Linked DNA regions of Homo sapiens: region 2 is linked to region 1. A link is a contact called in ENCODE Hi-C data. All regions are on one chromosome and are shown on one strand. Each heading gives the region's core, a stretch centred on a gene start or an enhancer-like site at or near the end of the contact. The rest is flanking DNA. Distances are from core to core; before and after follow the strand shown. Region 1 holds the start of XRCC1 (X-ray repair cross complementing 1). Region 2 holds the start of VSIG10L-AS1 (VSIG10L antisense RNA 1).

What was found. Hi-C counts contacts between places; a loop is a spot of excess contacts on that map. Pooled maps may share reads with other maps.
Region 2: a loop to region 1 is called in a pooled map, with 8 times the contacts of the local background. The contact joins the promoter of VSIG10L-AS1 here to the promoter of XRCC1 in region 1. A Hi-C loop is called at or near these places in 2 of 50 pooled maps.

What each region holds. Positions count from the first base shown.
Region 1 is chr19:43,573,582-43,577,914 of GRCh38, reverse strand. It overlaps XRCC1 (X-ray repair cross complementing 1), which reads left to right and starts at 2,388. Exons shown (of 17, transcript NM_006297.3): 1 at 2,388-2,507; 2 at 2,913-3,005. The coding sequence starts at 2,457. It overlaps PINLYP (phospholipase A2 inhibitor and LY6/PLAUR domain containing), which reads right to left and starts at 2,114. Exons shown (of 6, transcript NM_001193621.3): 1 at 996-2,114; 2 at 654-800. The coding sequence starts at 723. RefSeq lists enhancers at 962-1,487, 1,488-2,014, 2,015-2,174 and a silencer at 2,275-2,434.
Region 2 is chr19:51,338,434-51,342,766 of GRCh38, reverse strand. It overlaps VSIG10L-AS1 (VSIG10L antisense RNA 1), which reads right to left and starts at 2,747. Exons shown (of 5, transcript NR_186316.1): 1 at 2,050-2,747; 2 at 1,593-1,701; 3 at 782-917. It overlaps VSIG10L (V-set and immunoglobulin domain containing 10 like), which reads left to right and starts at 628. Exons shown (of 10, transcript NM_001163922.3): 1 at 628-682; 2 at 760-1,614; 3 at 2,041-2,334; 4 at 2,468-2,752; 5 at 3,625-3,879. The coding sequence starts at 643. RefSeq lists silencers at 2,594-2,863, 3,514-3,853.

The sequences.
Region 1 (4,333 bases), core at 1,139-3,638:
TTTTTTTGAGATGGAGTTTTGCTCTGTCACCCAGGCTGGGGAGTGCAGTGGCACGATCTTGGCTCACTGCAACCTTTGCCTCCCAGTTTCAAGCAATCCTCTCACCTCAGCCTCCCAAGTAGCTAGGATTACAGGCGCCCACCACCAAGCTCAGCTAACTTTTTTTGTATTTTTAGTAAAGACGGGGTTTCACCATGTTGGCCAGGCTGGTCTTGAACTCCTGACCTCAAGTGATCCACCTGCCTCGGCCTCTTAAAGTGCTGGGGTTACAGGCATGAGCCACCGCACCTGGCCTTCTCCCTCTTTTTTTTTTTTTAATTATATTTTTAAAGATTTCCCTTTCCAGCCATGCTCTCATCTGATTTCCTAGAATTGAGATGTGTTTGGGATCCTTCCTGGAGGATGGAGGATTCAGAGCCCACCAAGCCCCTCTCTCAGGGATCCAATCACAGGAGCTTTTCTTCTCTGGGACCCCCAGGCTTTCTCTTCCTTTACCCTTGGCCTCTTCCATGAATCTGAATTTCCAGAATGCCTCCCCGTTCACCTTGAGGACTTGCTGAAGGCTCTTTCTCTCTCTATATCTCTCTCTCTCTCAATCTGGGACCTCTCTCTTCCTGAGGTCCCAGAGACAGTTCAGGTCCCTTGTCACTTACCAAGACCCAGGAGGGTGCAGAGCAACACAAAGGCCAGCAGAAAGGTCTCTGGTCTCCTGGAGAGCCTCATGGTGTGTGTATCAGCAGTACCTGGTCCCCAGCTTTTATAGGAAGCTGAGGAGGGGTGGGTCTGGACCCACATTCACCCTACGGGGAGAAATAGCTGAGGTCAGAACCCAGGGCAGTCCTCTGTGGCCTCCGGGTTGGGAAGGCAGAACCAGAATCCAAAAGTGACCTGGGCATCTTGTGCCCAGCCCCCCACCTCCATGGAGACCCCAGGAGTCTGGGCTTCCATCCCCCTCTTCTATTAGAACCCAGAAAGTCACCACCCTGTTTTCTCACCTTCCCACGGCCCATTGTTGTTTGTTTGTTTGCTTGAAGACCAAGACGGAGTTGGGCCTCTTGATTCCCAGTGGCTGCAAGAACTGGGATTCCCTCTCCTTCTCTCTCTTCCCCTCTCCTCCCAAGGAAGCACCCAGTGTGGGTAGGGCCCCACCTTGGAGCACCCAGCATGTCCAGGCTGGTCCTGCGGGTGCGGGGTGCCTTGTCTCCCTTCCCCTCTCTTCATGTGCTCGGCTCACACTCCTTGTGTGTTTGGGCTGTCTCCAGCTGCGACCCCACCCAGGGCTGCACCCTTGGGTCTCCAAGGCACCGAATGAACAGAGGGATGTCTGTCGGCAGTCATAGGCGGGCGTAGTAAAAGACAGATGCCCACAGTCCACATATTGGGAAACTGAGGCTTTTGTGGAAGAACTCCAGGATAGGGGTGTGTGTGTGTGTGTGTGGTGGGGGTTGGGCACATGCTTTGTGTTATATTTAGGACGCAGAACCCTTCTCTTTTGGCCTCAGGCATAAGGCTGAAAGAGATCTGCTAATTTTTTTCGCGCGTGCGCGCGCGCGTATGTATGTATATGTGCGTGTGTGTGTGTGTGGCAAGGGGACAGAGAGAAGAGTGCAGCCGCCTGAGCCATTTGAAGAGATCCTGTTGCGTAGAATCCAGGTTCCCTACGAAACTACGAAAATTCACTCAGATTTGCTGTCCTAGCCCAGCGCAGTCGCTCACGCCTGTAGTTCCAGCACTTTGAGAGGCCGAGGCAGGTGGATCGCTTGAGCTGAGGAGTTCGAGACCAGTCTGGGCAACATGGCAAGACCCGCCGCCCTCTCACCCCATGTCTCCACAAAAAATACAAAAATTAGCCGAATGTGGTGGCGCGTGCGTGTAATCCCAGCTACTTAGGAGGCTGAAGTGGGAGGATCCCTTGGCCCCAGGAGACAGGGGTTGCAGAAAGCCGAGATCGTGCCACTGCACTCCATCCTGGGTGAGAGAGCAAGACCCTGTCTCAACAAAAAATTTTTAAAAAATAAAATAAATAATAATACAGCAAAAAGATTTGCTTTCTCGGCTTCAGTGTGGGCGGTAACTCCATCGTGCAATGAGAAAGGCGAATTTCTTCCAGACACCAATCCCGGAGGTCGCTTCTGTTGCTAGGCTCCCAGAAAGCAGGGTTCGGACGTCATTGGGAGGCGAGGCTAGAGCGGGGTTGTGTGTGGCGGAGGGAGGCGGGGCTGGAGGAAACGCTCGTTGCTAAGGAACGCAGCGCTCTTCCCGCTCTGGAGAGGCGCGACTGGGCTTGCGCAGTGTCGACGCCGGCGCCGGCGCGCCGGGGTTTGAAAGGCCCGAGCCTCGCGCGCTTGCGCACTTTAGCCAGCGCAGGGCGCACCCCGCCCCCTCCCACTCTCCCTGCCCCTCGGACCCCATACTCTACCTCATCCTTCTGGCCAGGCGAAGCCCACGACGTTGACATGCCGGAGATCCGCCTCCGCCATGTCGTGTCCTGCAGCAGCCAGGACTCGGTGAGGGACCTGCATGGGGGAGGTTGGAAGACGTGAGGGAATTAATGAGGATAGCTCTTAAAAGAGCTTTTGGGGTTCTCTTGGAAGTCTAAGGAGAGTCATGGGGGGATTTCCAGGAGGCTAAAAGTGAATTGTGGAGAGATGTTGAATTAGGGACGTTCCGGCGTCTAGGGAACTTCCGGAGAGAAAAGGAGGAATAGGGAAGCTTTCTTGGAGAGCCCATAGGTGAACTTCCACGGGAAAGTGTTGTAGGGGAAACTCCAGGCAGAGTGTCGGGGGATTAACGGGAGAGCTTAAATCTGGGGGTCGTAGAGGCCTTGGGAGGACTCAAAGGAATCATCTGAGAGCTGGAGGCCTAGCTGTCATCTCTGTGCCCTAATTCTCCTCTCCCACTGTTGTTTCCAGACTCACTGTGCAGAAAATCTTCTCAAGGCAGACACTTACCGAAAATGGCGGGCAGCCAAGGCAGGCGAGAAGACCATCTCTGTGGTCCTACAGGTGATCCTGCCACCCCACCTCCTCCTCACTAGGAGTCTGGAGTCCGGGGTTCCAGATTCTGCTCCTGAGCCAACTGGCAGTGGGTTTAGTCACTTTCTTTGCTGGGCCTCAGCTTCCTTACTCGGAAAATGGGCAGCATAATCCCTGTGCCCCTCAGCAGAGAGGAAAGGAGACCCAAGGATTAAGTCCAGGATGACCACAGGAATCAGTGTGTGGTCCTGGGCAGGTGGCATCTACTTTCTGGGTTCCAGTTTCCTCAGCTGGAACAAAATGAATCATTGCCACGTACTCTGCCTCCTGCAGCCAGTGGGCTCAGGGCTGGAAGGTGTCCAGGAAGGTCGTCTAAGCCAATCAACTCCACTTTAAAGAAGGGGAAACTGGCCGGATGCCGTGGCTCATGCCTGTAAACCCAGCACTTTCAGAGCCTGAGATGGGAGGATTGCTTGAGCTCAGGAGTTCCAGACCAGCCTGGGCAACATATCAAGACCCTGTCTCTATTTTTATTAAAATAAATAATTTTTTTTAAAGAATAATAGCCAGGTATGGTGGTTCACACCTGTAATCCCATCACTTTGGGAGGCCGAAGCTGGAGTATTGCATGAGCCCAGGAGTTTGAGACCAGCCTGGGCAATACAGTAAGATGTCATCTCTACCAAAATTTTATAGATTAGCTGAGTATGGTGGTGTGCACCTGCAATCCCAGCTACTGGCGAGTCTGAGGTGAGAGAATTGCTTGAGCCCAGGAGATGGAGGCTGCAGTGAGCTGAGATTGTGCCACTGCACTCCAGCCTGGGCACCAGAGTGAGACCCCCAAAATATAAAAAATAAAATAATAATAATGAGAGCTGGCATTATTCAACGTTACCTGTCAGTCGCTGCTCTACACACCTCACTCACATGGATTAGCTCATTGAGTCCTCATAAAAAACCCCAAGAGGCAGGCTCTGTTATCCCCACTTTTACAGATGAGGAAACTGAGGCCCAAAGAAGTTATACAATTTGCCTGACAGTCAATCTTTTATTTATCTGTTGAGACAGAGTCTCACTCTGTTCCCAGGCTGTAGTGCAGTGGCATGATCTTGGCTTGGCTCACTGCAGCCTCTACCTCCTGGGCTCAAGCGATCCTCCCACCTCAGCCTCCTGAGTAGCTGGGACTGCAGGTGTGCACCACCATGCCTGGCTAGTTTTTTTTGTATTTTTTTAGAGATGGGGTTTCCACCATGTTGCCAGGCTGGTCTCAAACTCCTGGGCTCAAGCGTTCCTCCTGCTTCAGCCTCCCAAAGTGCTCGGATGACAGGCATGAACCATTGTTCCTGGCCTGGGGGCTG
Region 2 (4,333 bases), core at 1,498-3,997, 7.8 Mb before region 1:
GGAGGTGTGAGGAAGTTTGGGTTAGAGGAAAGAGTCTGAGTTTAGCGGGACACAGGCCATGTGAGGGCCTCGGGGATGCGGAAATGCAGCTCTGGTCTCAGGATAGAGGCCCTGGCAGGAGATAGCACCTGGAGACTTGGTTCTGAGGGCAACAGAGAGCCGTGGGAGGGTTTGGAGCAGAGGAGGAGCAGGGTCAGATGTATCTGAGGCTGCAGGCAAGACAGAGTGGAAGGAGCCAGGAGGCTGGGGAGGAGGAAGCCTGCTCTGAAGCTGTGGCCATCAGAGGTGGGGCTCTCGGAAAGGTCACCTCACCCTCCTCCAGGAAGTCTTCCTGGCTTTGTCTCACAAATTTGCTCCCACATTTTTAGCTGGGAATGTTTTCTCCAGCTTCCCCCTGGGGGTGGGGAGGGCAGGGATCAGGCTGGGCCTCTCTGCAGATGGGACCAGCTAATGAAGAGAGTGGGATGAGGTGGGCAGCTCAGCCACCACACTGGGGTTGAGGATCTTGGCACCTCCCTCTGGGTCTGGCTCCCTTCCCCTCCCAGGAAGCTAAGCTACCAGTCCTGTTGGACTCGTCTGACCCGGGAGGGATGGGTGCAGTCCTGGGTCTCTCTCCAGTGTCCTTTCAGTGAGGCCAGCACCATGGACAACCCACAGGCTCTGCCACTCTTCCTACTCCTGGGTAAGTTCCCTGCTCAGTCCCTTCCCTGTCAGTCTCCCTCAGCAGCCTCCCCCAATGCCTTCCTCTCTTCTCTGCAGCCTCCTTGGTAGGGATCCTCACCCTCAGAGCCTCTTCTGGACTTCAGCAAACCAACTTCTCCTCTGCCTTCTCTTCAGACTCAAAGAGCTCTTCCCAGGGGCTGGGTGTGGAAGTTCCCTCCATCAAACCTCCCAGCTGGAAAGTTCCAGATCAGTTCCTGGATTCAAAAGCCTCTGCTGGAATCTCTGATTCCAGCTGGTTTCCTGAGGCCCTGAGTTCCAACATGTCTGGGTCCTTCTGGTCAAATGTTTCTGCTGAGGGCCAAGATTTGAGCCCGGTTTCCCCCTTCTCTGAAACCCCTGGTTCTGAAGTATTTCCTGATATTTCGGATCCTCAAGTTCCTGCCAAAGACCCCAAGCCTTCCTTCACTGTTAAGACCCCAGCTTCAAACATTTCTACTCAAGTCTCCCATACCAAACTGTCTGTTGAGGCCCCAGATTCAAAATTCTCCCCGGATGATATGGATCTTAAACTCTCTGCCCAGAGCCCTGAATCCAAATTTTCTGCAGAGACCCACTCAGCTGCAAGCTTTCCCCAGCAGGTGGGGGGCCCACTCGCTGTGCTGGTGGGGACCACCATCCGGCTCCCCCTAGTCCCAATCCCCAACCCTGGGCCCCCCACCTCTCTGGTGGTCTGGCGCCGGGGCTCAAAGGTGCTGGCAGCTGGGGGCCTGGGGCCAGGGGCACCTCTGATCAGCCTGGACCCTGCTCACCGAGACCACCTGCGATTTGACCAGGCCCGGGGGGTTCTGGAGCTCGCCTCTGCCCAGCTGGACGATGCAGGGGTCTACACGGCTGAGGTCATCCGGGCAGGGGTCTCCCAGCAGACTCACGAGTTCACGGTGGGTGTGTATGGTAAGTGGGCCCTGGCGTCCGGCGTGCAGGCGGCAGGGGCTGCTCTGCTCTGCCAGGCTTTGGGCAAGTCACGGTGCTGTGGGGTCCCTGGATAGGAGAAGAGGACTTCTGGGTTGAGGAAGGGAGAAAAAGAGCTAGAGGTCAAGGCAGGGGTGTCTGAGCAAAGGTGGACCTGGGATGGAGACTCCTGGGAGCCTGAACTCCCAGGTCTGAGGGAGGAGGAGGAGGCTAGGAGCCTCTTCTGGCGAACTCCTGGGTCCCGGAGAGGAGGTGTCTGGGGGCTCAAACTCATAGGTTTATGAGAGGAGAGGGATGGGGGCTGAGACTCCAGGGGCTTAGAGGGAGCAGCGGCTGGGGTTCCCTCTAAGGGGACCAAAGATGGGCTCCAGGACTGGGTGGGTCCTGAGCCCATTCTCCCTCTCCCAGAGCCCCTACCCCAGCTGTCGGTTCAGCCCAAGGCTCCAGAGACAGAGGAGGGGGCGGCCGAGCTCCGGCTGCGCTGCCTGGGGTGGGGGCCAGGTCGCGGGGAGCTGAGCTGGAGCCGGGACGGACGCGCCCTGGAGGCGGCGGAATCGGAGGGAGCCGAGACGCCCCGGATGCGCTCAGAGGGCGACCAGCTGCTCATCGTGCGCCCTGTGCGCAGCGACCACGCCCGGTACACTTGCCGCGTCCGCAGCCCCTTCGGCCACAGGGAGGCTGCCGCCGACGTCAGCGTCTTCTGTGAGTGGGGGATGCCTCGGGTCGGGGACAGGGGGTCCTTGGGGAGAAGCGGGCTGGGGACCCAGTCTCCGGGAGTCCTAGCGGCGTCCCAGGTGACCCTGACACTCGCGGTCCCGACCCCTCCTCCCTCCAGACGGCCCGGACCCGCCGACCATCACGGTCTCCTCGGACCGCGACGCCGCGCCTGCCCGCTTTGTCACCGCGGGCAGTAACGTGACCTTGCGCTGCGCCGCCGCCTCGCGGCCGCCCGCCGACATCACGTGGAGCCTGGCGGACCCGGCCGAGGCCGCGGTGCCCGCGGGGTCGCGCCTCCTGCTGCCCGCGGTCGGACCGGGCCACGCAGGCACCTACGCCTGCCTGGCGGCGAACCCGCGTACCGGCCGCCGCCGCCGCTCGCTGCTCAACCTTACAGTGGCGGGTGAGAGGCTGGAGCGGGAGTAGGGGAATGCCTGGGAGAGGGGCGGGGCCAGAACGAGGGCGGGGCTAGAGGAAAGGGGCGGGGCCAGCAAGGAGGAGCAGCATACCGGTGGGTGGGGCAGGGCCAGCGGGAGGGCGGGTCACCAAGAAGGAGCTGGGATACCCGTGGTGGGGCGGGCCAGCGCGGAGGGGCGGAGACACCTAGGATAAGAGGCGGGGCCAGAAAGAGGATAAGGGAAGGAGCCAAATAGAGTGGCAGGGATGACCAGGACTGACGGGCCGGCCCAGCACTGAGAGGGCGGACATTCCTGGGCATGGAACACTCGACAAAGTCGACAAGCGGAGTTAAATGGCAAAGAGTGGGAGTTAGAAAAGGAAAGAACTAATTTGCTTAAGTGGGATCAGCAAAGGGAGAAGTTACCTGGCAAGGGGGGCGGAGTCACCAGGGAAAGGGGCGAGGTCATTTAGAAAGCGGGCAGAATTGTCTTAGAAAGGGGAAGGGGTCCACAAGGAAGGGCGGAGATATCTGGGAAAAGGGGAGGCTTCTCGGAGTGCAATCCAGGAGGGGGCGAAGTAACCTGGCAGAAGTGGGTGGAGCTGGAAAGGAAGGGGCTGAGTTACGTTTGGGAAGAGAAATATCATTGTGTGAAGATGCAGTTTTCTTAAGAAAGTTGGGCAGTCAGCAGGGCTGCGGGCTACCCACTTAGCGAGGAAGTTAATGGGAAAAGGGAACGGGATCGCAGGAAAAGTGGGGAGTGTGAGCGCCTATGGGGTGGGGCTAGTGAAGAAGGGTGGAGTCACCGCGCGGGGAGGCGGGGCTGGAGAAGAAATGAGAAAGGGACTCCATCTTCATTCTCTCCCTTCTCTCCGCAGACCTGCCCCCCGGGGCCCCACAGTGCTCAGTTGAAGGGGGTCCCGGGGACCGCAGCCTCCGCTTCCGCTGCTCGTGGCCCGGCGGGGCCCCTGCTGCCTCCCTGCAGTTCCAGGGTCTCCCCGAAGGCATCCGCGCCGGGCCAGTGTCCTCTGTGCTGCTGGCGGCCGTCCCCGCCCACCCCCGGCTCAGCGGCGTCCCCATCACCTGCCTTGCTCGCCACCTGGTGGCCACGCGTACCTGCACAGTCACGCCGGGTGAGAGGGCGCGGGGCTTTTTTGCTGTTTCTCGAGGAGGAGGGAGACTTTTTCTTTGGTCCTTCGAAAATTCTGAAGGGGTATGGGGTACGTCCTTAGTCCAAGAAAGAGGCAGGACTTCACTGTCTTCAAACTAGAAAAGGGACAAAGATTTTCCTATACCTCATGGTGGCGGGGTGCAGGGATGGGGGTATTTTTCTGGACACAGGAAGAAGGCCATCACTTTCACACGTGTTCAGAGAGATAAAGCAGTGATATTTTAAAAAGTAACAAGGCCGGGCGCAATAATCGCAGCACTTTGGTAGCTGGGGGCGGGAGGATTGCTTGAGTCTAGGAGTTCAAGACCAGCCTGGGCAGTGTGGCAAGACCCAGTCTTGTAATTATTATTGCTACAAAATAATAATAATAATAAAGAAGAAAGAATAGCTGAAAATAATATGAGTTTCCCAGTACA